Linked DNA regions of Homo sapiens: region 1 is linked to region 2. Evidence: chromatin loops called from intact Hi-C (ENCODE). Cell type or tissue: HepG2. All regions are shown on one strand. Links, peaks and the distances in the headings refer to the core of each region. The heading gives the core; the rest is flanking DNA.

What was found. A loop is a pair of places that touch in the nucleus more often than their neighbours do. Peaks named below come from ENCODE experiments on the same cell type or tissue, not always from the same donor. Only the 100,000 strongest peaks of a DNase experiment are listed, where the experiment ranks them.
Region 1: it touches region 2 in a loop (2.8-fold over the local background); 3 of 110 quality-filtered maps call a loop at or near these places.

Annotation. Positions count from the first base shown.
Region 1 is chr7:94,639,561-94,647,560 of GRCh38, reverse strand. The region is part of intron 1 of SGCE (sarcoglycan epsilon); the gene reads left to right. Among named protein-coding and RNA genes, the nearest start is that of SGCE, 13 kb to the left of the region's middle. RefSeq lists enhancers at 6,223-6,722, 6,723-7,224. In HepG2, for the core only: no CTCF peak of the experiment used is centred there; a DNase peak (open chromatin) is centred at 4,170.
Region 2 is chr7:94,555,240-94,571,541 of GRCh38, reverse strand. CASD1 (CAS1 domain sialic acid O acetyltransferase 1) reads right to left here. Exons shown (of 18, transcript NM_022900.5): 18 at 14,523-16,050. The coding sequence ends at 15,784. It overlaps LOC105375404 (a long non-coding RNA gene), which reads left to right and starts at 13,047. Exons shown (of 4, transcript XR_007060433.1): 1 at 13,047-13,120. RefSeq lists an enhancer at 15,383-15,432. In HepG2, for the core only: no CTCF peak of the experiment used is centred there; DNase peaks (open chromatin) are centred at 9,491 and 11,391.

The sequences.
Region 1 (8,000 bases), core at 1-8,000, 81 kb before region 2:
ATCTTTGCAGGGATTTAACCAGGACATGATCAGATCTGCATTTCAAAAAGAGCACTTTAGCTGTTTGTGAGGAAAAGGTTGGAGGGGTCAGAATAGTTTGCAGCAGACTAGTAAGCTCCTTTAGTAATTGAGGATAGAGTTGATGACCTTGTGGGCTAGCGTGGTGATGGGGAGATGAAGATAGGAGGGATATTTTAGGGGGTAAAAACCAACAGAAGTGAGTGTTGCATTGAATTTGGTGCTAAGTTTGTCGGGAGGAGATTTCAAGGATGATTTCCAGATTTCTGTCATCTACATGAGGACAGATGGTGGTGCCACACACAGGATGAAGAGGGCTGGAATAGGATCAGTTTTTAAGGGAAAGAGTATGGGTCCTAGTTTGGACAAGCTTAGTTTGAGGTGATGATAAATAAATTATGATTGAGACACATAGCAGAAAATGATGTAGCCTTAAAATGTGCTATCATGTAAACATGTTCAAGATATATTCTAAGTGAAAAAATGTGATCATATTATGCAAAAAAGAGCACGGTATGTGTTTTTGTGTGTACACACATAGAATATGGAAAGACACGAGGACGATTAAGGGTAGATACGCTAGGCAGTGACATTGGTGGGATGGCAACAGGGATATGAGGGAGAACATTTATATTTTGTACCCTCCTGGTTATACTATTGGAAAGTATAGTACAATGAGAATGTATGGATTTTTATAATTAAGGAAATTAATAACAATTTAAAGCAAACATACAATATAAGAATATTTCTTTTTTAGAGGTTACTTAGTTGGAAAGAGCATGTGAGCATTGTTATATTTTTTATTGTGAACAGAAATTTTTCCTGCAGCTTTACGTCCCTAACCCAATAGCTCATACACTTGGCTTTTTAATCCTTTTCCACTAGATTGCACTATTACACTAGATTTTATAGTGCCTGTATACTGTTTTGTATTCTGCTTTTCACTAATTTTATTATTTTCACAATAGTCCAACATTGTGCAAGTGAGGACATTAAATTGTAATGGTGCATATAACTGTTGCTTATATGCATTGTTTTTGTTAAAGTTTCCACTGGTGTTCCTGTTTCATCTGAGATATATAGTTCTGTTCCCATGAGTGGAAACCCAGACTTATCTTCTCAGGCTATTTGAGCAAAGGAGCAGAAAATACCAAGAGAAGTGAGTAACCTTCTCTTCTCCATTAACTATTCTGTCAAACCAAAACTTCTTATATTGAACGTTTAACTTTCCACTCAATTTTGATATTGTGTTTAATGCAGTTGAGTCTTGCTCACACATAACTTTTTGCTTTTGCTGCATTGCTTCCTCTGAATAAATATCTAAAAGCTTATGAGAGTCAGAATATAAATATCGATGTAATTCATTTCTTACTACATCAGGCTTCCCTCAAAAGGGTTAAACTGCAGCCCTCAACTTGGCTAAGTGCAGAGAATGAGGATTGGCTGAGATGCCATCTTTTTAGTCCTTGGACAACGAGTGTAGTGGAGTTTGGTATGGCTGTCGCCTCTTCTGAGTAGCCTCTACAGTTGACTCTACTATATATTTCTATAGAATATCATTTTTCATATGTGTCATGATTGTGGAAAAAAATGAGAGTGCAGTATTATTATATAATGCCACCTGTAGTGATGATAGTTTTTTTTCATTTGAAGATATATTTTTAAAAACGATTGTATTTAAAGAAATCCAAAATTTTCTTCAAATTAGTTGAAGAGTAAATGTAATAATAGTTTTCATTTTTGGGGGACATCATTATATGCTAGGCATTCTTCTAAAGTTCTTAAATACATTATGTCATTTAATACTCAACAGTATGTCACTGATATGGGTACTATTCTATTCCAGATGAGGCACAGAAACATTGAGTAGCTTGCCCAATGGACAAAAATTAGGATTTGAACCCAGACACTGTCTGTAAAGACTGATGTTAAACACTACCTTTCTGTACTACAGTTTTATTTCACTCTAAAGTCTCTTATATCTAATTTTTTTAGCTTCTTCTGGCATTCTTCATTTAAAGCCTTGCTGTAACATTTCTTTTAGGATTATCTTTTCCCAACTCCTTTCAGAGGTTGGGGTAAACAGTCCTCCTCAGTAAAGCCATTTTTTTCCCCATAGGTTCCAAAACTTAAAGCTTTCTTCTTTCAACAAATTGTTTTTGTTCTTGTTTTGGTGCCCATAGTGCATGAGATTAATTTCCACTGCACAGTAGTAGCATAGTAATGGTGATGGGAACTTTGGCTTTATATATGAAAAAATATATATAAATAAAAATGTGTATATCATTTTGTGTAAGTACATTCTTTGACTGCACAACAAAATCACCTAACAATGCATTTCTCAAAAAGTATCTCCATTATTAAGCAATGCATGACTGTATTTGGGGGTAGTATTGATGTGTTCATGACATAGACTTTGCAGTCAACCACGAAATGGGTTAAAAATTCAACTCTGCCACTTAGTAAACATAAGACCTGGGGTGAGTTAACATAATTTTCTTAAACTTGGTAGTCTCATTGTAAAATAGAGTGAATACTGCCTACTTAACATAGTCATTGTAAGGATTACATTAGTTAATATGTGTACAACCCTTGGTGTAGTATCCAGCACTTAGTATTTAAGACATTGTAGCTAAAGAAAAGTAATGGCCAACTTACATTTTTTAGAGAGAAAAATGTAAAAATAATGTTTTGATGTAGGAAACAATTTTAAAAGAAATGAGGAGAATTGCATAAAAGAAGGGAAGAGAAAAATGTAGAGGGTCAGGGAGCAGCGTAACAACTTGGATGGGGATGGTAAGAGAAGGGAAGGGATGCCGGACACGTGAGCTATATAACCAACTTCTGAAAACAAAGTCTTTCATCCCCCTTACAGTGGAATATGAAAGAGACAAATGAAGTAGTGGACAGAGAAAGACTTGACAGTTTGCTTTTAAGGTGAGTATGATAATCAGATTAAATTTCATTTGGCATATCCGGCTGTTTACTTGGACAGTGATGTCTGAATAAGTTATTATTTATTATTTCCCTTCCTTGATATTCTGATTAGCTCATCAGCAATCAGTCACTATTCACAGCTCTTCAATTACTTTTATTAAATAGCAATCCTCTCCTCCCCCAGTCAGCAAATTATTCAGGTTTGGGAAACAGTAATATCTCTTCAGAGAGTGCTTGCCCCAGGCCAGATGAAATGTAGTCATGCCGCTACAAGACTCAAAATGAATCATGGAATCTTAAGACAAACTTTAACTGTCATATGGTTTCTAGGGAAGGTGAAGGCATGCCAGCCACCTTTGGATTAATTTAGGCTTTGATGATTTAGAAGGGGGAACATTGAAAAGATGATTAAATTATGTACAGTGATATCCTGGCTAATTGTGTGAATGCCTTCTTAGCTTGGGCTTTGTAAATGCAAGATGCATATGATGTTTTGTTTTTGTGTTTATGAACTAGAGTAAAACTCACACCCAGATATAATTGTAATGTAGATTACCATGAACCTGGTGAGCACAGTGGCGTTCTCTTCCTTTTAAGATTCCTGAGGATAGTCCAGTGTCTTTGGAGGATGTCCAAGAACCAGTCTCTACAAGGTTGACATATCTTTACACATTAGATTTAATCTTGAAAAGTTGTAGGTAGGATACATATTTTAAATATTGAGTCATATTTTTCCGTCCTAGAGAAATCCATTCTCACATAAAAAAATGCATTGGTCCTTTTCTAATGAAAATTAAACTTTAAAATACTAGCCTTTTTCAATGAGTATTCTGTACTTGTCAATGTACAGAATACAATACTTTTCTATACAAGAAGTTAGTCAAGTGGATCCATGATATTGGACACACAATTAAAAATAAATAGTTATTTCCCTATTATTAAAGTTTCTCCCTCAATATGTGGGACTTGGTTTAAGCACATCATTCGTGGCATCGTGTCTTGCCTTTAGTGATATTGCCTGGGGAGTAGAGCCATAAAACATTGTCCTTTTATTGGGATTTATTGGACTTCAGTCTTCTGTGGTCAAAGTAGGACTTCATCTGGATCAATACAAACTTTTAAAAAATGAATGTGTTCAAAAGCAGTGCTGGCCTTGAAATACAGCAATATCTGTGTGTTGTGTTTAAACTATTCTACCCTGCCTCTCTGTTTAAACAATTGAGACACCAATTCAATTTGCTTTTTGAATCCTGTAAAAGCCAACTAGACTGCCCTTATGCAGGACCTGGAAAGTATGAGCAATGATGCATTGATTCACTAGCCAAGGACATGTAGTGGTGTTAAATCTTATGCTGGGTTAGTAGGATTCTAAAAGCAAGAGTGTAAGAAAAAATTCCATAGACCTAAAATTATCCTAGTAAATCCTTTAAATAGCCCATAAGGTATAATATGTGTAATTTTGTATATAAAACTCTGAACAATAATTCTTATGCACAACATAGTCTGAGAACCACTGAGCTAGAATAAAGGAAGGAACAAAAGAGAAGCTGCCTGGGCACTCACCCCATTCTTTCTTTATGGTAACTACCCAGTTCATGGAGAAATGGAGAGTTCTATAGAGTGTCTGCTTGCCTGCAGGATTTACTTCATTATGCTTTAAGATTAAGCCCCTATAATCTTCAGACACATTAATAGATGATTTGGTTTTGTAAGGATTGAATTAGACAGTATATGTGAAAGTACCTTGCTCAGGAGCTGGTGATGGGAAGCAGTTAAATCTAAATGTTGCTTGTCATATCCACAAATACATTGTTCTTTGGAACATTGTAGAGAAGAATTTGGCCACCTGTTTCTTGTCCTTCTAGTTGGGATATTCCACTATCCAGCAAGGTCTTGCATGTTTTTACAAATTGGTTGTACCTGTAAATCAGTTGGAGGTTGGAATGGGTAGGGTTTTCAGGTAATAGTTTATATTTCTTTGGGTTCTGTAATGGCTCCTCTGTCTTCTAGAGTTCACAGTTTTGTATGTGAATTACCTGACGGAATTGTGTAACCCATCTACCTAGACTCTCCATGGTGGAGTCATGAATATGTGTTTTAGAATTTTTTACTATGTATATTTTGGGGGTACATGTGAATATGTATTTTGGGGGAGCTGCCTACGTGCTTCCTATGTAACCAGCATGTTGCTTTTGGAACATAGCCATCAGGAAAAACCCTGGGGGTGGAGTATTTTGCCACAAGAGACTATTAGCATTTCTGATCCTGTTTTAGCTTAAATTATTGGGAAATGCCTCCTGTATTATTCATCTGGATTTAAAAATACATAACTTCCGTTATTAAATAAGCCATTTATTAGAGAAATTCATAAGATTGGTCATTTAGTAGATAAAATTAATATTCTTAATTTGACATATATTTTAAATTGAATACAAATTCAGTAGCTTATTTTGGGGGGTGCTGTGGATTTTGATTTGTACTCCTAGGTGTCACTGACATGATCACCTGAGGTTTTGTTTGTTTTTAATAACCTGGGTTTAACAACTTTTTAAAATTTTAATTATGGATATGTAATAGTTGTACATATATAAAGGGTGCCTGTGACATTTTGATACAAGCATACAATGTGTCATGATTAAATCGGTAGCCTCGGTTTTAGCCGGTTGCAGTGGTCCCAGCAGTGGTTGTAGTCCTAGCTACTTGGGAAGCTGAGGTAGGATGATTGATTACTTGAGCCCAGGAGTTCTAGTCCAGCCTGGGCAACATAGTGGACCCCATCTCTAAAAACACTACTACTACTACTAATAATAATAATAATCTGGGTTTTGAATTGTATTCTTTTCTCATTTTGAAGGGTTGGATTTTTCATAATTTAGCTTAAGTTCAGATTTTTACTGAAAATTCAGTTTGAAAAGGAAATATGCCTTTTACTTCTGATTTATTAAGGTGGGGAGCTCTTTTAAAGTTAAGTTTGCTATACTCCACTAACTGTTGCTGTCTTCACTTTCCTTTCCTTTTCTCATGCCCAAAGTATTTTCCTTACTTCCACATGCTTGGTCCTACCCATTCTACCTTTTCTTGGATTGTATCTTATCAGTTATGCTCCTGTTCTTTATCCTTAATCTCTTCCCCCCTTACATCTTTTCCTCTATTTAGATACAAAATATGTCATCCCTACTAAAATAACCAACCTTCTGTCCACCTTGCTACTCTTCAGTCTATCATTTGATCTTTTTGCTTCCCTATTCTGACCAGTGTTCTTGAAAGATTAACTGTAATTTCTGCATCTACATCTTGACCTTTTGCAGTTTGGCTTCTACTCTCACCACTTTATCAGAACTCCACTTTCAAGGAGTCACCAGTAACTTCTCACTTTTCAAATCTAGCAGTCTTTTCTAAGCTCTCATCCTCTTTGACCTTTTTGCAGTAAGTGAGGATGTTGATCACACTCTCCTTCTTGACATCTCTCTTCTGTTGGCTTATGTTACTCTTCAGACTTCATTTTTCAACCTCTGTGACTGCTTCTCTCTTTCTTTGCTGAATCATCCTCTGCTTTTGATATGTTAATGTATTTATTAACATGTTGTTTTGCTTTTGCTGTCCCTCTTACCTTTTGAGCATTCTTTCTTACTGCATTTCAGGTCCAGAAGTTAGGACAGGCCGGGTGCAGTGGCCCACACCTGTAATCCCAGCACTTTGGCAGGCCGAGGTAGGCGGATCACCTGAGGCCTGGAGTTCGAGACCAGCCTGCCCAACATAGTGAAACCCCATCTCTACCAAAAATACAAAAATTAGCCAGGCATGGTGGTGCATGCCTGTAGTCCCAGCTACTCCAGAGGTTGAGGCTGGAGAATCTCTTGAACCCAGGAGGCGGAGGTTGCAGTGAGCCGAGATCACGCCACTGCACACCAGACTGGGCAACAGAGTGAGACTCCATCTCAAAAAAACAAAAACAAAAAACAAACAAAACAAACACACAGAAGCTAGGACAAATCCCATGGGCAGTTCTTGGGCTGAGCTGAATCCACAAGGAACTTACCTAAAGTAGCCCAAGGGAGAATAGGATGGAGAGCCAATATTGTAATCAGAAAAAACTGGTGCCCAAATCTATCATGTCTAAAATGTAAGGGTGAAAAATCAGAGAGTAGACAGCAGATTGGCAGTTTGGATGGTGAAAAACAGGATCAATAAGAACAGGAACATATATTTGCTCCAGATCACTTTCTATGTAAGAGCCTGATGTATGTGTTACCAGGGACATGGTATCTTTAAGGAATCACACTAGGGCTTTGGCTTCAATAATCATTTCTCTGGAGAAGAACTTTAAATCTGTATGTGAAGCCCCATTACATTATCTTCTTCTTCTCAGATAGTTTCACCTAGATGTCCAACTAGTACCCTAAGTTTAACATATCCTGAATCAAATTAATCATCTTTCTCTTGAAACTGACTTTTCTGAGGTTCCTAAAGTATTGCTATTCTATGTCATTCTAGATAAAAAATTCAAAGGCGTCTTTGATTCTCCTTTTATCCCTGCACCTAGCAGTTTGAAAAAGTATTGTCAGTATTATCTCCATTATCTCCATGTCAGTATTATCTCCATTACAAGGTGTCTTGTAATTGGCACCACTTTTTGTTTCCTTGTGCTTCACCCTGACTGCTATCTGACACTCTTGCAGTAGCCCCTACTTAGTATTCCTTAACCCCTATGCTAGTCATTGCTGCCAGTGTGAGGAAAATTCAACTGTGAATTTAAAAGGTACTTTAAACTTAACAACATTCCTAGCCAGAGATAATTGCTTCCCCATTAGTGTTCTTATAGCACGTATGCTTTCTACCATTTGTGTGTATAATTAGTATGATTTATTATATATGTGTGTGTGTATATATGTGTATGTATGTATATGTATATGTACATGAATTGCCAATCCCCATAGATTGTAAGCTCCTTCAGGGGCAGGAACTATGCCTTGGTTGTCTTGTATCCCCACATACTCCTTGTATTGACATACAACAAATATTTGCTGACTAGAATTAAACAGTTA
Region 2 (16,302 bases), core at 4,588-12,587:
ATTTTCTTTTGAGCCCTCACTGGCAGCACCCTTAAAATCCAAATTTCTACTAAAAATAAGTTCAAGGCAGTTTAGGTTTTCTGGATCAAGCTCCTCATAATTATTACATCCTGCAGGGGTGGGGGCAGTGCGGAACCTGTCAACTAAGAATTCTATGTCTGGCAAAACTGTCCTTCAAAAATGGGGGTGGGAAGTGTGTGACTGGACATGGTGGCTCATGCCTGTAATCCCAGTACTTTGGGAGGCTGAAGCAGGAGGATTGCTTGAGCCCAGGAGTTCAAGATCAGCCTGGGCTACATAGGGAGACCTTGTCTCTACAAAAATTAAACAATTAGCCAGGCATGGTGGCATGGGCCTGTGGTACCAGCTACTTGGGAGGCTGCAGTGGGAGGATCACTTAAGCCTGGGAGGTCAAGACTGCAGTGAGCTGTGATTGCACTATTGCTTTCCAGCCTTGGTGACACAGTGAGACTCTGTCTAAAAAGAAAAAAAAAAAAAAAAGGAGAATTTAAGACATTTCCAGATAAAGAAAAGCTGAAGCATTCTCTTACCAATAGACCTGTCTTACAAGAAATGCTCAAGGTAGTACTTCAGGGTAAAGGACTCTCAACAGTAACTCAAAGCCATATAAAGAAATAAAGATCTCCAGTAAAGTTAAATACATCAGCAAATAAAAAAGCTGATACTATTGTAATTTTGCTTTATATCTCCACTTTTAATTTTCTACATGATTTAAAAGACAACCATGGGCTGGACATGTGACTCATTCCTGTAATCCCAGCACTTTGGGAGGCCAAGGTGGTTGGATCACCTGAGGTCCAGAGTTGGAGATCAGCCTGGCCAACATGGTGAAACCCGGTCTCCACTAAAAATAGAAAAATTAACTGGGCATGGTGGTGCACGTCTGTAGTCCCAGCTACTCAGGAGGCTGGGGCAGGAGAATCACTTGAACCTGGGAGGTGGATGTTGCAGTGAGCCGAGATCATGCCACTGCACTCCAGCCTGGGTGACAGAGGGAGACTCCATCCCCCCGCCAAAAAAAGACAAATTTGTAAAACATAAATCTATATTATTGGGCACACGATGCATAAAAATGTAATTTGTGACATCAATAACATAAAAGGGGATACAGTTGTATAGAAGCAGAGATTTTGTATGCTATTGCAGTTATCAATTCAAATTTAGGATGTTAAATATGAATACCATAGTAATAACAAAGAAAATAATTATAGAAGGTACACAAAAAGAAGTGAGAAGGGAATCAAAACCTTTCACTACAGAAAAATCAACTAAACATGAAAAGAGGCAGTAGTGGAGGAAATAGGGGACAAAAAAATAATAAGACAGGCAGAAAATAATTAATAAAATGGCAGAAGTAAATCCTCGTATTTTAAATGGATTAAACTTTGCAATGAAAAGTCAGAGATTGGGCCAGGTGCGGTGGCTCACGCCTGTAATCCCAGCACTTTGGGAGGCTGAGGCAGGCGGATCACAAGGTCAGGAGATCAAGACCATCCTGTCTAACATGGTGAAACCCTGTCTCTACTAAAAATACAAAAAATTAGCTGGGCATGGTGGCGGGCACCTGTAGTCCCAGCTACTTGGGAGGCTGAGGCAAGAGAATAGCATGAACCCGGGAGGCAGAGCTTGCAGTGAGCCGAGATCACACCACTGCACTCCAGCCTGGGTGACAGAGTAAGACTCTGTCTCAAAAAAGAAAAAAAAAAAAGTCAGAGATTGGTAGAATGGAGTTTTTTTAATGATACAACGATATGCTGTCTACAAGAGACACACTTCATGCCTGGTGTGGTGGCTCACACCTGTAATCCTAGTACTTTGGGAGGCTGAGGTGGGAGGACCACTTGAGGCCCGGATTTTTAGACCAGTCTGGACAACATAGATAGACTCCTATCTATACAAAAAATTTAAAAATTGGCCAAGCACAGAGGTGCTAAACTACTTGGGAGGCTGAGACAGGAGGATTACTTGAGCCCAGGAGGTTGAGGCTGCAGTGAGCCAAAACTGCACCACTGCTCTCCAGCCTGGGTGACAGAGTGAGACCCTGTCTTTTTAAAAACAAAATATACTCAGATTTCTGAAATTTTTTTTTCACTTAGCAATATTCCTTGGGATTTTTCCCTATAAATACATAATCTCCCCATTCTTTGTTAGCACTACATGGTGTTATATAGCATGGTTACCACATCATCAATCCACTATTCCTTTATTGATGATGTTAGTTCCAATTACAATTATCAATTGTACAGTCAATTACAATTACAAGTAATACTGCAGTGAATGACCTTATTTATATACCCTTTTCCACCAATATGAGTATAAGTTACCAGATGTGGTATATGCATTTTTTAATATGTATATCTAGACTGCCCTCCATAGGGACCCTAGGAATTTATATTCCCACAGCAATGCATCTGTGCTGTCCTGCCATAACCTTCACTCAACACAGTGTCTTATCAACTTGTATCTTATCGTATATTTCAAAGGCATTAATATTTCCCTTTCTGTGAATAGTTTGCTTATACTGCTTCCCCTCTTAGTCCATTTGGGCTGCTATAATATATACCAGAGACTGGGTAGTTTATGAACAACAGAAATTTATTTCTCACAGTATGGAAGGCTAGGAAGTACAAGATCAAAGTGCTGGTAGAGTTGATGTCTGGAAAGGGTCCATTTCCTGATTCCTAGATAGCCATTTTCTGTGTCCACACATGGTGGAAGGGGCAAGGAAACTCTCTGGGGCTTCTTTTATAAGGGCAATAATCCCATTCATGAGGGTTTGCCCTCAGGACCTAATCATCTCCCAAAGGCCCAATCTCCAAATACCATCACATTGGTGATTAGGTTTCAACATATTAATTCATACACATTCAGACCATAGCACCCACTTCACTTATCTGTCGTTTGTTCTTTTATCATCAATGCCTAGGAAGTCTTTACATTTTGGGGAGATTAGCCTTTTGTCTATAATATAAGATACAAATGCCTTTTCTCAGTCTATCTTTGGATTTACTTGTTTTTGCTTTGCAAAAATTTTTTTCTAACATAGCAGATTTTGTCAATCTTTTATGACTTCTGGATTTTGAATAGTTTTTGAATAAAGAATACTTTATCATTCCAAAGTAATACAGGATATCATTTGTATTTTTTCTATACTTTTATGATGTATGGTAGGGATCCAACTTAATTTTGTTTAAAATGACAACCTTCTTGCCAGTATTATTTATTAAACAATCCATCTTTTTTGTAACTGACTTGAGTTGCTACCTATAGCATATACTAAATTCATAGACATGTATGGGACGATTTATGTACTTTTTACTCTGTATCACTAGCTATTCATGCATTAGCTCCACACAGTTTTAATTAGAGAGGCTTTCTAATATATTATTTCATACAATGTTATAAAATAATACATTTTTATTTCTGGTGAAAGTACCCTCCCATACTGCTCTTCTTTTAAATCAGAGGTTTTCTTGCAATTCTTATTTTTCCAAATACAATTCAGAATCAGCTTATTTCTTAAAAAACCTGTTGATATTCATGTTGGAATCATATGAACTTTATACGTTAATTTAGGATAAATGTTAAAGGAATATATATTTCCATTTCCTTATAATGTATAAAGGAACTCTGTAAGAATACATAAAAAGCTAGTAAGACTGGCTGTGTGTAGTTGGGGAGTAGTAGTCATGGGAACTAGGTAGATGAGGAATTGTAGAGGAAAAATAAAACTTTTCACTATCTGCCCTTAATATTTTATTTTTGAACCATCTAAATTTATTCCCTATTCAAAAATACATACATAACAAGGAAATAATAAAGGACCTTGCCTTTGAAAAAAGAAGCTAGCAGGCATAGGCTGGCAACAGTAGACATTCCTATTTCAGTTCTCTCCACATAGCTTCCCTGGTATTTTAAAGATGACCACAATGTTGAGAGACAGGGGCTTACAAACTCTCTGGTGTCTTCTTTCTGAAATCCCCTTACTGCACTGGTATTTTCAAGGCTAGTACCTTGCCAAAAATGAAGTATACACATGCTTCATGAGGTAAAAAAGGGGCTCATGGCAATTTTCATTTTTGTTTCAATAATATGTCTTTCTTTTACATGGCCCTACTCAGATATTAGAATTCTGAAGAAAGATAAGGTAACCACTGGTATGACAGAAGCAGGGCATAGGAGGCTCAAATCAATAGAGAATAAATAAAAACTAGGCCATTTCAACATGTTAGAAAAGAGAAAAATAAATCACTATAATAAAGAGCAGTCAACAAAAAATACATATTAAACAAGATGGATGAGTTCTAGCCTCTGACAATCACGAAGCAAAATCTGGTATGTGGGTGTGAACTCACAGACTTGGTTCCAATAGGAAATAAATCTGTAACAGAAAGATTAAAAAAAAAAAAGGATGGAAGCAGTAAGACTAAACATCACAGTTAGCAGAATAAATGTGAAAGTGTGTAACACCTCTGGTAAATATCTGGAGTATAGCCATTCTGTTTGGATGATTGAGAGTACAAATTCAAGTATAAACTGCTAGAGGATCCACCAGGGTTAGGAGAAATATTTCTGCATGCTAAAAAGCCTAACCAGAAGAGCCATCATACTGCCACACCATGATGAGCCGAGGGGTAGTTAAGACCTGGCTAAGGTTCTCCTCAGGAAGAAACTGAATTTGCTCTTAATCACAGACAAATGGTCAATTGAGGGCCCAGATTTCTGCTCCATATAGCACAGACTCAATAATTTTACTCTGTTAAATGTTTAAGGAAGGTGTAACCAAAAGCCCACTATGGCACATTTGAAAAAAAGAGAGAGAAAAGTCAATAAAGCTTCCATTAGAATGCCTAGCTTTAAGCAGTGTTGCTTCCTGATGCACCCTCCAAGTTAAACTATTTATGTAATGGAGACCAAAGTAATGGAATTAAAGTACTATATGGAATCATTCAACTATGAAACAGCCATAAGTTGGAGAAAACCTGTGTTTAAAAAAAATTGTAAGAGTTCTTTATGTAAGGATGTTAAAAGTGGTCTATTTGTCAAGTTTTTTTTTTCAATTTGACTCTTAATTTTGTTTGCAGCATTTCTTTTGACTAAGAAATATTTCTTTTTTATAAGTATTATAATCACATTCATTTTGCTTTCTTTTGTTTATATGCTTGAGCTATTCTTTATCAGAAATTAGATAAAAATTAAATTATATTTTGTTTCCCTCCTTTCCTTGCTTATAAAATTCTATGTACACTGTACTAAGAATTTTCACATATACATGATTCTATTCCCAGTTTTATTTCTGGTGTTTTGATGAAGCCCATGAATTTAATTGTAAATTTCTGCATTCATTTGTTATTAACTATAAATGCTCACCTCATTCTTTGTGGTTGACATGAAAATATGCTGCTCAGCTCTCCCTTCAAAAAACCTATTGTGAGGAAGTCCTGGCTCTCCCTGGGCTGCTGATCCCAGCCAATGACTGGGCATGGAAGCGGTACTAGAGCCAGCTCATTCCCGCTCAATGATTGACACTTCCAATGGTAATCTTGGTTTTGGAGCTCCCCATCATCCTAGCCAAGACTTTCTTGAAACTACATTGCATTCTGAAGCTCTTCTTACCCAATTCTCTGACTACCCCTGGTACCTTTCCCCTTTATCCTTCACAAGTATTTTCCTTAGCAAATGTATTGCACATATGATTCTGTCTGCTTCTAGGGAACCCAAAGTGACATAGTTGGCACCTGGAATGGTCTGAGAATGTATATGGTTAGATGAGGTTAGGAGACTGGCTCACTCATGCTCGGCAGGCAACGAGAAGCCCTTACTAAGCAGAATGTGAATCATGAAGTCCTTGGGATAGGTGATAGCTTAATTGCTGAAATTTCCATTAGTGGTGACCTGGGAGAATGTCCTGGTGGAGGGAAGCATCCTTACTAATGTGATAATTGAGGCATTTGAAGGTTTTGGGAGGAACAGCACCTACAGGGACAGTTAAGTCAGTGGGTTATTGCTCACTTGTATGACTGTCCTGTAGATGGAGGATGAGAAGCTGAAGGCAGTTAACAGACATAAGCTAAGTTTTACAGCCACAGGACCTTTTAGGACGCTTACAAAGAGGAACTATACCTTCAGTGGGTGGTAAGTTCAGGATTTAATAACTAGGGTTACAGAGCACCAGAGGTGTTTAAATGCTCAGCCAAGGCAGGTCTATTACGCTAAATTTAGGACCCTTATGTGAAGCCTGGGACTCTGAAACATGGGTTGGGAATATACACAGAACTAGTCTTGCTATTCACAATGGGTTGATAGGCCCCAAAATAATAGAGGCCAGGTAGTGGCACATAAGTGTCAGAGTTGCTTTACCATTAGAGTCTTGGGGGTAGCCAAAGGGTCTTAATGGGAAGGAGTAGTATACATAGATAATAGAATATGGTGTCTCTAGGGGAAAAATAGATGGGCAGCGAATTACTGTGCTACTTAACATATACAACCAGAAGGCAAGAATAGAGGAGCAGGAGGCTGAGAGCTGTAGCCCAATAAAGCACTGCAATTCCTTGCTGATTTCCCAGATCTGAGACTATGTTCAGATCTGGAACCCATTACCTAAAGAGTTAGCCAATTTCCCAAGAGAAAGAACCCTGCAATGCAATGACAAAGATATAGAGTACTGCAAAGCTTTCTTCAGTTCTTCCCTCATAGAGATTTACAGACATTTACTAATGTGATTGTTGCTGTTAAAAGGAGAGTAACCAGCCTTTTTGACAACTATTTGACATTGATACATGAAGACCCAAAGTATTTTCATGGCCTTCAGAGTGGGCGCACGCAAAGACTAAGTAGTAAATGGGGTTCTGGCCAAAGTAGGTTCACTATGTCCATGGATCCATCCTGTTGGACCATGCACCCCATTTACTACTACTTTAGCCAGGACCCTGCAGTCATTTCCTGAATGTATAATTGGAATTTATATACTTGAAAATTGAAGTTAGCCTCAATTGGGTCCTTTGCCTGTGGGGCAAGAGCTATCATAGAGGATGAAGGCCAAGTGGAAGACTTTGAAACTGCCTCCCTAACTGCCAAAGACGGTAAATTACAATTTCTTATCCCAGGGGTGATGGAAGGTATTAGTGCAACCATTAAAGATCCAAAGAATGCAGGGATAGTGGTCCCTATCATATCACTTTAATTCATTAGTCTGGCCCTGCAGAAACCAGATGGATCTTGAGGAATATCAGTACACTACAACAAGCTCAACCAAGCAGTAGCCTGGACCACAACTGTTGTGCCAGACACAGTTTCATTGCTAGAGCAGAGTAGTAAGGCCTCAGGTACATGTCTACTGGCTTAGTGAATGTGTTCTTTCCATTCTAATCAGAAATTGTGTGCATTCACATGAAAGAGACAAAAATACTCATTTGCTTCTTCGCTATGGTAACTCTTTTGCTGTGTCATAAAATAGTCTGAAGAGATCTAAACTATCTAAACATCCCATAGGATATTATGTTGATTATGTTGAGGACATCATGCTCATAAACTGGTTATCACACTGGAGGTCTTGGTGAGACATGCGTACTCTAGAGTATGGGAAATAAGCCATTAAAAGACTAGTAGTCTTGCCACTTAAGTACACTTTTTAAGAGTCCAGCAGTCAGGGCTATGACAAGACATGTCCATCAAAATAAAAAACACATTGCTGCATCTTGTATTCCCTACTGCAAAGAAAGAAGCTCCTAGTGCCTAGTAGGCTCTTTGGGTTCTGGGGGCAACACATTCCACACTTAGGGATACTGCTCTGGACATATACCAAATGATAAAAATGGTAGCCAGCTTTCAGCGGGGGCGTGGGGGAGGGGGGCTAAATGAGGGCTGTGCTATTAATGAAAAATGTATGGATTTGATAAAACAAAAAATGTAAGAAATAACAGTCAAAACAGAAGACAACTGGCAACTGGGAAAAGTGTTTGCAAAATTAGAGTTTTCATCCTTATTACACAAGGAATACTTCTAAATTACCAAGAAAAAGACAAGCCCTTAAGTTGCACAAGGATAAAAAAAAATAAGCAGGCATTTTAAGAAAAAAATTGAAAGTGGTAAGTAATTAGTTATGGCTTCATTCTCTAATTGACCAAACCACCAAAAAATTGTTTTTCCTCAAATTCCTTAGCTATGTATAAGAGTTTTCCAGAGCTTAACTATTATCTCCACAGAGGCCTTTTCTGACCCTTGCATGGAAGACGCCTCTTTAATGTTGCCTCCGTTTAGGATATTTGGAAAAGGGGGTAAGGAGGGAGGTAGTATAACCACTTTTCTTGTGTGGTCCACTCAACGTCTTCAGGTTCCATGTCCCTTCTTGCTACTCATTTCTCCAGCAATTTAGTCACTACTCACTTTGTCATACATCATTGGAGATTCATAGAGCAGAACCCCCCTAAAGGTGATACTGCTGTTTCTACAAAGGCCTTTGTATGTAAGATAGGGTTGAGCATAAGGAAGATCTTACTCCTTCTAGGTACCATCATATCAGGTTGTTCCGGTGTCTCTTATTTTTCTGAAGGGCCAGGAAAACTAAGCTGTAAAATACAGGAATTTTCCTGAATCCTCCAGCATTCTCTGGCATAAAAAAAAAGGGGGTCAGCTGAGACTACATCCCAGTAGGAGACCACCTGGTCTAAAATGAAACCACTCCCAGACTGGAACATGTTGACATGGCAGTAAGAAGCATCCATAGAAGAGGTTATTGCTACGTCATAAGGGCAAGTGTGTACCAACACCTTGAGTTTGCAGCCTGACATCTGGTCCACAGAGCAGCAATTTCAAAAGAGGAAACAATTGGCAGTTAGAGAAGGAAATGGCATAGCTACCATTGGAATTTTTGGTAATCTCAAAGAAAAAAAAAAGGAAACTGTATCGACTGAAAAGAAACACATGAAGTGAACAGGATAAGGAGAACTTTCGGCCTTATTTTCATAAATTGCAGAGAACTGTGAACATTTGTTATAGGGACATTTCGTGAGCAACTCAGGGACCCTAATGAGGAGATAAATGACTTGGAAGACTAGGATTTTCAAACATAACCAGTGAGGCAAAAATATTACTACTACCATTTGTATATACTATGACTCTTGATCATCCTGACTGGTGTGGTCTGAAGAAACACTTAGGACTACCAGACTGCCTCATTTCAAAAAAGAATGTAAGATGGCTTATAAGGCTAGGCAAAATATAGCCAAATAACATCATCTGAAGTATATGAGAAGGAAAAAGGGATCAAGAATGAGACTAATATAAACAATACCAAAGTGCCCTGTTTTCTAGATGGAGCACAAATTTAGCTCTTGCTTCTTATCGGCAAACATAAAAAGCCAACTCACAATGTACCTAAGATAGTAGCAAATGAACTGTTTACAAGAGGTGCAAATATTACAGTAAGGTCAGAATAACTTCAGACTCCACAAAAAGAGCCCATTGTGTGATGTAATCAACATTCCTACAGTTGACACAATGATGAGTTTCATAGAATTGTTTATAGAATGTCCTGCAATGCTAACCAATGGCTTCAAACTCAAGAGAAATTCTAGGGGTAAGTCAGGAAGTTACTGTCCAGGCGGTCTTTGCTAGGTGCTTGCCAGACTTAATTCTCAGGTACATTCTAAAGTATCTGAGGAAGTGATAAAAAGCAAATCCCTAACATTCCTTTATAAATACTGTTAACCACAGTCAAACTCACAGAAGATAGATATTAGCTAGCTGACGGTTCATGACTGGAGTTCAGCCACCCTAGGGTTCTAAGAAAAACTGTCTTAATGAGACATTAAGCTGGTGTAGGAGTGACATCTTTTAGGCAAACTTGAGTTTAATAATCAGTAGTTTCTGAGAGAATACTCTAGAGTTTGACCGAGGTTCTCTTTAGGAAAAAAAAAAATTGAATCTGTGCTCTCACACAGACAGATGGGCCATTTAGGTTCCAAAGTTCTGCTCAATATAACCTAGTCTTAATTAATTTTAGTTTGGAAAATGTTTAAGGAAGGCATAACAGTGGCCATTAAAAAATCTTTGCCCTCCCCGCAATTCCCAAAAAGCATCCATAGAAAGCCTAACTTTGAGTACTGTGGTTTCCTGATGTTCTTCCAAGTTAAATTATTTATGTAATGAACATTGAGGTATCTGAATGAAGTGACCTTCTGTGTAGAATTAGGAACCAAGTGAAATTTGGAAAACAGCTTGGTGTTTCTAAACTATAAGAGCTCTCTATATACCCAGGATATTAATTTTTTTTTGAGGCAGAGTTTCGCTCTTGTTGCCCAGGCTGGAGTGCAATAGCGTGATCTCGGCTCATTGCAACCTCTGCCTCTGGGTTCAAACGATTCTCCTGCCTCAGCCTCCCAAGTAGCTGGAATTACAGGCCCCCACCACCACACCTGGCTAATTTTTTGTATTTTTAGTAGAGATGGGGTTTTGCCATATTGGCCAGGCTGGTCACGAACCAGGACATTAAATTCTCATCAAATATTAATGTTCTAAAATGTTCCCACTTGTATTTTTTCTATTATGTTTTTGGGCATACTGAAATTTTAAATTTTCACGTAATAGATGTAGCAATTCTGGATTTACCTTTTAGCCTTAACAGGTCATTTCTCATCTAAGAATGAGATGTTCACCTACATTTTCTACTGTTTATTTTACATGTCTTTAAACCTATTAATCATTTTATATTTCTTTTGGTATACAGAGTAAGAATGGGAATTTATCACTCTCACCCCTCAATTAAGCAATAGTCCCAGGGCTATTTAAAGAATATTTCTACCTTTCCCCAGTAATGTGAAATCAAACCATTACCTTATTCTAATATCTTTTGATAAAATCTGTTTTTATGCTGATTCTATCCATTAATCTATATATTCTTGCATCCATTCCACACTGATATTAGTGTAAATAATATATCCAAATATACAACTTTACAAATCCCACTTCTCCCGTTACTCTAAAACTTTTCCTGGATATTCTGGCCCAGGTATTACTTCTTTATAGTTTCCATTTTTAATTTTGTAGTCTCTGAGAAAGGGCTCCAGTTCCATGTGCCTTATGCATTACGTACTTTGGAAGTACTGGATTCCTCAGACTTCAACTAAATGTTTTTCCATCACTTTGTCTCTCCCAGTGACAGGGTCTAGAGGTGGGGATAAAATGGAAGGGGTCAAGGAAAGAAAGTGCTGAATTCTTAGTTCTAGTTTTCTCTCAACACCAGAAATAACTGCCACTATTTTCTCCTGACTAACCTAAGAAAAACACATCATGCCACTCCCAATATTAGTTATCTTCAAAAACCTGTCTAGTCTAGTCTTATGAAGGAAGGCATATTCATTCCGTCTATCAGCAGGACTTTGACCCTGTGACTTGTTAAAAACAAAACAAATACTAACCTACTTATGAAAGAGCTACAGTCAAAAATCAAGTACTAAGGATGGATAGAAAAGAGAAAGACAAAGCCTAAGAATTAAAACAACAAAACAAACCAACAAAACTGCCAGATATAGAATCAAGCTTTATTTTTACTGAATGATAGTATAAGCTTTTAATATAACATAGGCATGTATAATATTGAAGATATTTTAATTTGAAAATAAAGGGAAAATACATTTAATTATTCCATTTTTCTTAGTTTTACTTTGAATTCCAAATAAGAATTTTAATACATTTTTGGCTGGGCACGGTGGCTCACGCCTATATCCTAGCACTTTGGGAGACCGAGGAAGGTGGATCACCTGAGGTCAGGAATTCGACAACAGCCTGGCCAACACGGTGAAACCCCGTCTCTACTAAAAATATAAAAATTAGCCAGGCATGGTGGTGCACACCTGTAATCCCAGCTACCTGGGAAGCTGAGGCAGGAGAATTGCTTGAACCTGGGAGGCAGAGGATGCAGTGAGCCGAGATTGCGCCATTGCACTCCAGCCTGGGCAAGAGAGCGAGACTGCCTCTCAAAACAAAACAAAACAAAAGCAAAACAATTTTAGTATCTTTTTTACTAAGATGTAAAATGTCAGGTGCTCAGGACAATTTTACTGCTGAATCCCTGAAAGACAAAGGGTATTTTATTCCATTTCATATTTCCCCCAAATTGTTCATAATGGTTACTTTTGAACATAAATGTCTGCGTAATTGTAAAAGAAATTATTCCATATATATACATATATATATACACACACACACACACACATACACACACACACACACACACACACACACAGACATATATACAGAATTTGGGTATTCCAATATTGTTATATTTAGGTTCTGGTACCACATTGAATGCCAGTTAAATAGCTTCCATTTGTGTCTCCTTGTTTCTACTATGACTATTAATATGGAAAGGCAGAACAAATAGTGCCATTAAATTTTTGTAAGATTTAAAATCAGAAAATCAGGCCAGGCACAGTGGCTCACGCCTGTAATCCCAGCACTTTGGGAGGCTGAGGCAGGTGGATCGCTTGAGGCCAGGAATTGGAGACCAGCTTGGCCAACAGGGTGAAACCCCAACTCTACTAAAAATACAAAAATTAGCCAGGTATGGTGGCAGGCACCTGTAATTCCAGCTACTCAGGAGGCTGAGGCAGGAGAATTGCTTGAACCCAGGAGGCGGAGGTTGCAGTAAGCCAAGATCACGCCACTGCACTCCAGCCTAGGTGACAGAGTAAGACCCTGCCTCAAAAAATTAATTAATTAATTAAATAAAATAAGAAATCTATTCTGGAAATCAGTCATCAAACACCACAATTTTGGGAATATAGTTTGGACGACCACTTCCTTTTCTGGAAACCATTTTTAGAATAAGAAAATGAGCCAGAATACACCTTGCCAAATAAGTTTCCCCAAATCACAATTATGATTTGGGGAATGAACACAAGAATGAACAAATTAAGTCATAAATGTATGCAATCATTTTTGAATGTCTTTGCAGAGAAATATTCAAAGTGGTAAGATGGATTGAACTGCCAACCAAAATTGTCAATCTTTATTTCAGTCTTCACTATTAAGCTAAAAAGGTAATTTTTCTCTTGAATGATGTGAAGAATTGAATTTCTTTCAACTGTTCCAAAAATCTGTAAGTACAATACTACCTAATCTCCTGTTATGCAACAGACTCCCATGTGGTACATCCAATTCATTACACAAAACACTGAATTGTCTGCAATGCAAGCCATGGAACACATCCAGTTTATGATATCAATGACTATATCCAGGATGCATTCCCGTTTTAAGGTTTTAGTATAAAGTCATTCGAGAATAGAATAATAAATGAACTTGGGTCCCACATCCTTGTAAAACATTATTAATTTAGATGGGCTGAATTTTTAATGCTTCTATTGGCTACCCACAAAAATGGGAAGTTTTGGCAAAGGAAAGGAGGAACGATTGAGGTAGAATTCAGTCAAGCAAGTACCTTTTAAAGCCAGATGGTAGATTTCTGACTGTGATTTCTATTACAGAAAAATCTGAATTTAGAGAACCTCTGTGGTTTTATCTCAACTTTAGCATATCTAAACATCCTGTTAAAAATCTTATTCTAAAGAATGGTATGATTGAGTAATGCAAATGGTCAGTATCTGAGTCGATGCAGAAAATAAAATATTAAGACATTTACCGTATATATAGGTGCTATCATTGTGGCAACTTCCACAATAACCTTTTAAGACTAATTAAGAAAATCAAATATAAAAAATATTTTTAACTACAAATAAATTATTTTTAAATTATACAGATTATTATATAATTATATGTAAAAAATAGTGCTTTATATTAAATAAGAACAAGTGATGAAGAAACAGGGCTCACCAGGTAAGTTTTAGGCTTCAGTTCAAATAGGAGAGAAAAGCATATATTCACTGCGGCATCCCTACTGAAGACATAAGTGCTTCCAAAATACACAGGGAGACTGGTCATCTTTCTTTTTCAATTGTTTCATCAAGAAGAATCTTTTTCAGGTGATAAAACTTACAAGCTAAATTAAAATGCACTCTACTCATTGGCAAGCTACATGAACAAGAATAATGTGATCACAGTACTTGGAAGTTTTTGATTTATAACTATACTATTCTCTACTTATAAGGCTGCAGTCTAGGAGGCAGAGCAATGAATCATTACAATTGTCTATCTGGGAAATGTCAAAAGATTAAGTAAGGGCAAAAGAAGAGAGAAAAGGAAAGAACACACATCTCTGTCCAAGAAATATTCCTCTATTAATGGAGGTATATCAGTAGCACATAAATCCAGTGCTAAATAAATAATAAGTACATTTTTAAAATCTTCAAGCAAAATCACTAATGAACCATAATGCTTAAACTTCCTTGGTGGAAAGCAGATGACCCTCTGAAGCTCTGATAACTAAATGATTCCTTATCCAACTATCATTTGGTAACCTACCCCTACATATTAAGCAATTTAAAAAGCAAATTTAAGTTGAGGAAATAATTAGATATTTGAACCAATCATGAATGGATCCAGCATTTTTGAAAAAGAACACATATAGTTTAATTGATACTTTGCCAATACAAAAATAAGCATCCACAGAATGTTTATTTACTGTTTAAATTACTCCATATTTTCATATACTGTGAACAGAAAATATATTTTACCCCACATATAGTAAAAGCAAACAAGTGCAATCTTTCAAACATTAAAATCATAATCAAATCTGTACAACAGATAAATAAATGTATACCTCTAACAGTTAGCTTGTAAAAAAAAATCAAACAAAAAGCAAAAACATTTATTGCCCAAATTCACCAGTTTACTTAAAATTCTACTTATGGTAATACAGCTCAATCGTAACAACTTGCATGTTTACTACACTGCACAAGTTTAGACTGATAAATATTTAAAATAGGAGGTGGGTAATAGGAAATACCAAATGGCTATAAAGAGCTTTCCAAATATTGGAAATAATATACGAAAATTAATTAGTGGGGATAACATATTAAATGGATCCACAGGGTAACTGGTATTACACTGGTATAGCTTGAGGAAAGGAAACAGGTGAACGTTTGGATTGGAAAAAAAATTTTGGCTTTTTTATAAAACGAAGCAACAATAACATCAACAATGACAAAACCCTGTCATGGAGCCTCAGAACTATTCTGTGAGACAAAGTGTACAAAGATTTAGGCTTGCATACCCGAAAACCACAGTTAGGAAGAAAAATCATTTCAGGAAACAACATCAGAACAAGAACACATATAAATTAAAGGCATACTGTTTATCATTCCACTTCATTGCACATATAAGAAAACAATACTGCCGTCATTCTTGAGTAAGAAAGTTTCCAATGAAAGAGGAAGTTCCACAATGAATACAGGTGCAGACAGTCTTATTACCACAAATTTAGTTATATCAAAACACTTGGTGGTGTCACTAAGTTAATTAAATTATCTATACTTTTTACTGGAAAGGTAATCATTTCCCTGCCTTCATATGTTAACTTAAAATCACTTACAAATGGAAATATAGATTCAGTAGAAAAGACTTCACATGCAATCCTATACAATGCATTCTGGTTTTTTGTTTGTTTGTTTGTTTTAGTATTTCATATTGGATATGTACATTTCCAATATATACAACCACATATGTTCAACAGATGTCACAGAACTGTCCTCTTGCCACAAACGTTTATATTTACATACACATTTATATCTCCAGATAGATGCTTTTCTCTTCTAGAGACACACAAAGGTAGCCTGAAGAGTTTAGGTTTTTTAGAATTTTTGGAACCTAATGTTTTGATTTATCTTGAATGGATGATAAGATGAGGAGTCCACAAAAAAATGCAGCTATACATGCCAACCTTTTCAAGAGAGATGAGTTATCTTTAGGAATAATAATCTGTGCAAGATCATTAGTGATCTGAGAAATTTCATGTGCCACACAAACAAATATGAAAGTGCTGACAATGATGTTGAGCATAGGGTTTCCAGGTATCAGTACCAAGATACCCCTTGTGTCCGCTGCCAGCCATATGTGATACTGGCAAATAAATAGCTAGGAGAAAAAATATTTAAGTCAGATATTTATAGAGGGTCCATGAATAAATTACAGTTTTCCCTAATTTAAACAATTTGGTTGCATAATAACATTAGAAGGCTTTCCTAAAACCATTTTATTCTGTCTCACTACTGGCCCTGAAAAGTCCACTGCAGTCTACTCCTTAGAACTCCAACTGCTAATACAATCTCTCTTATAAATGAGACCAAAGAAAATAATAGAACAATTATTCAAGAACTCAAAGAGGAA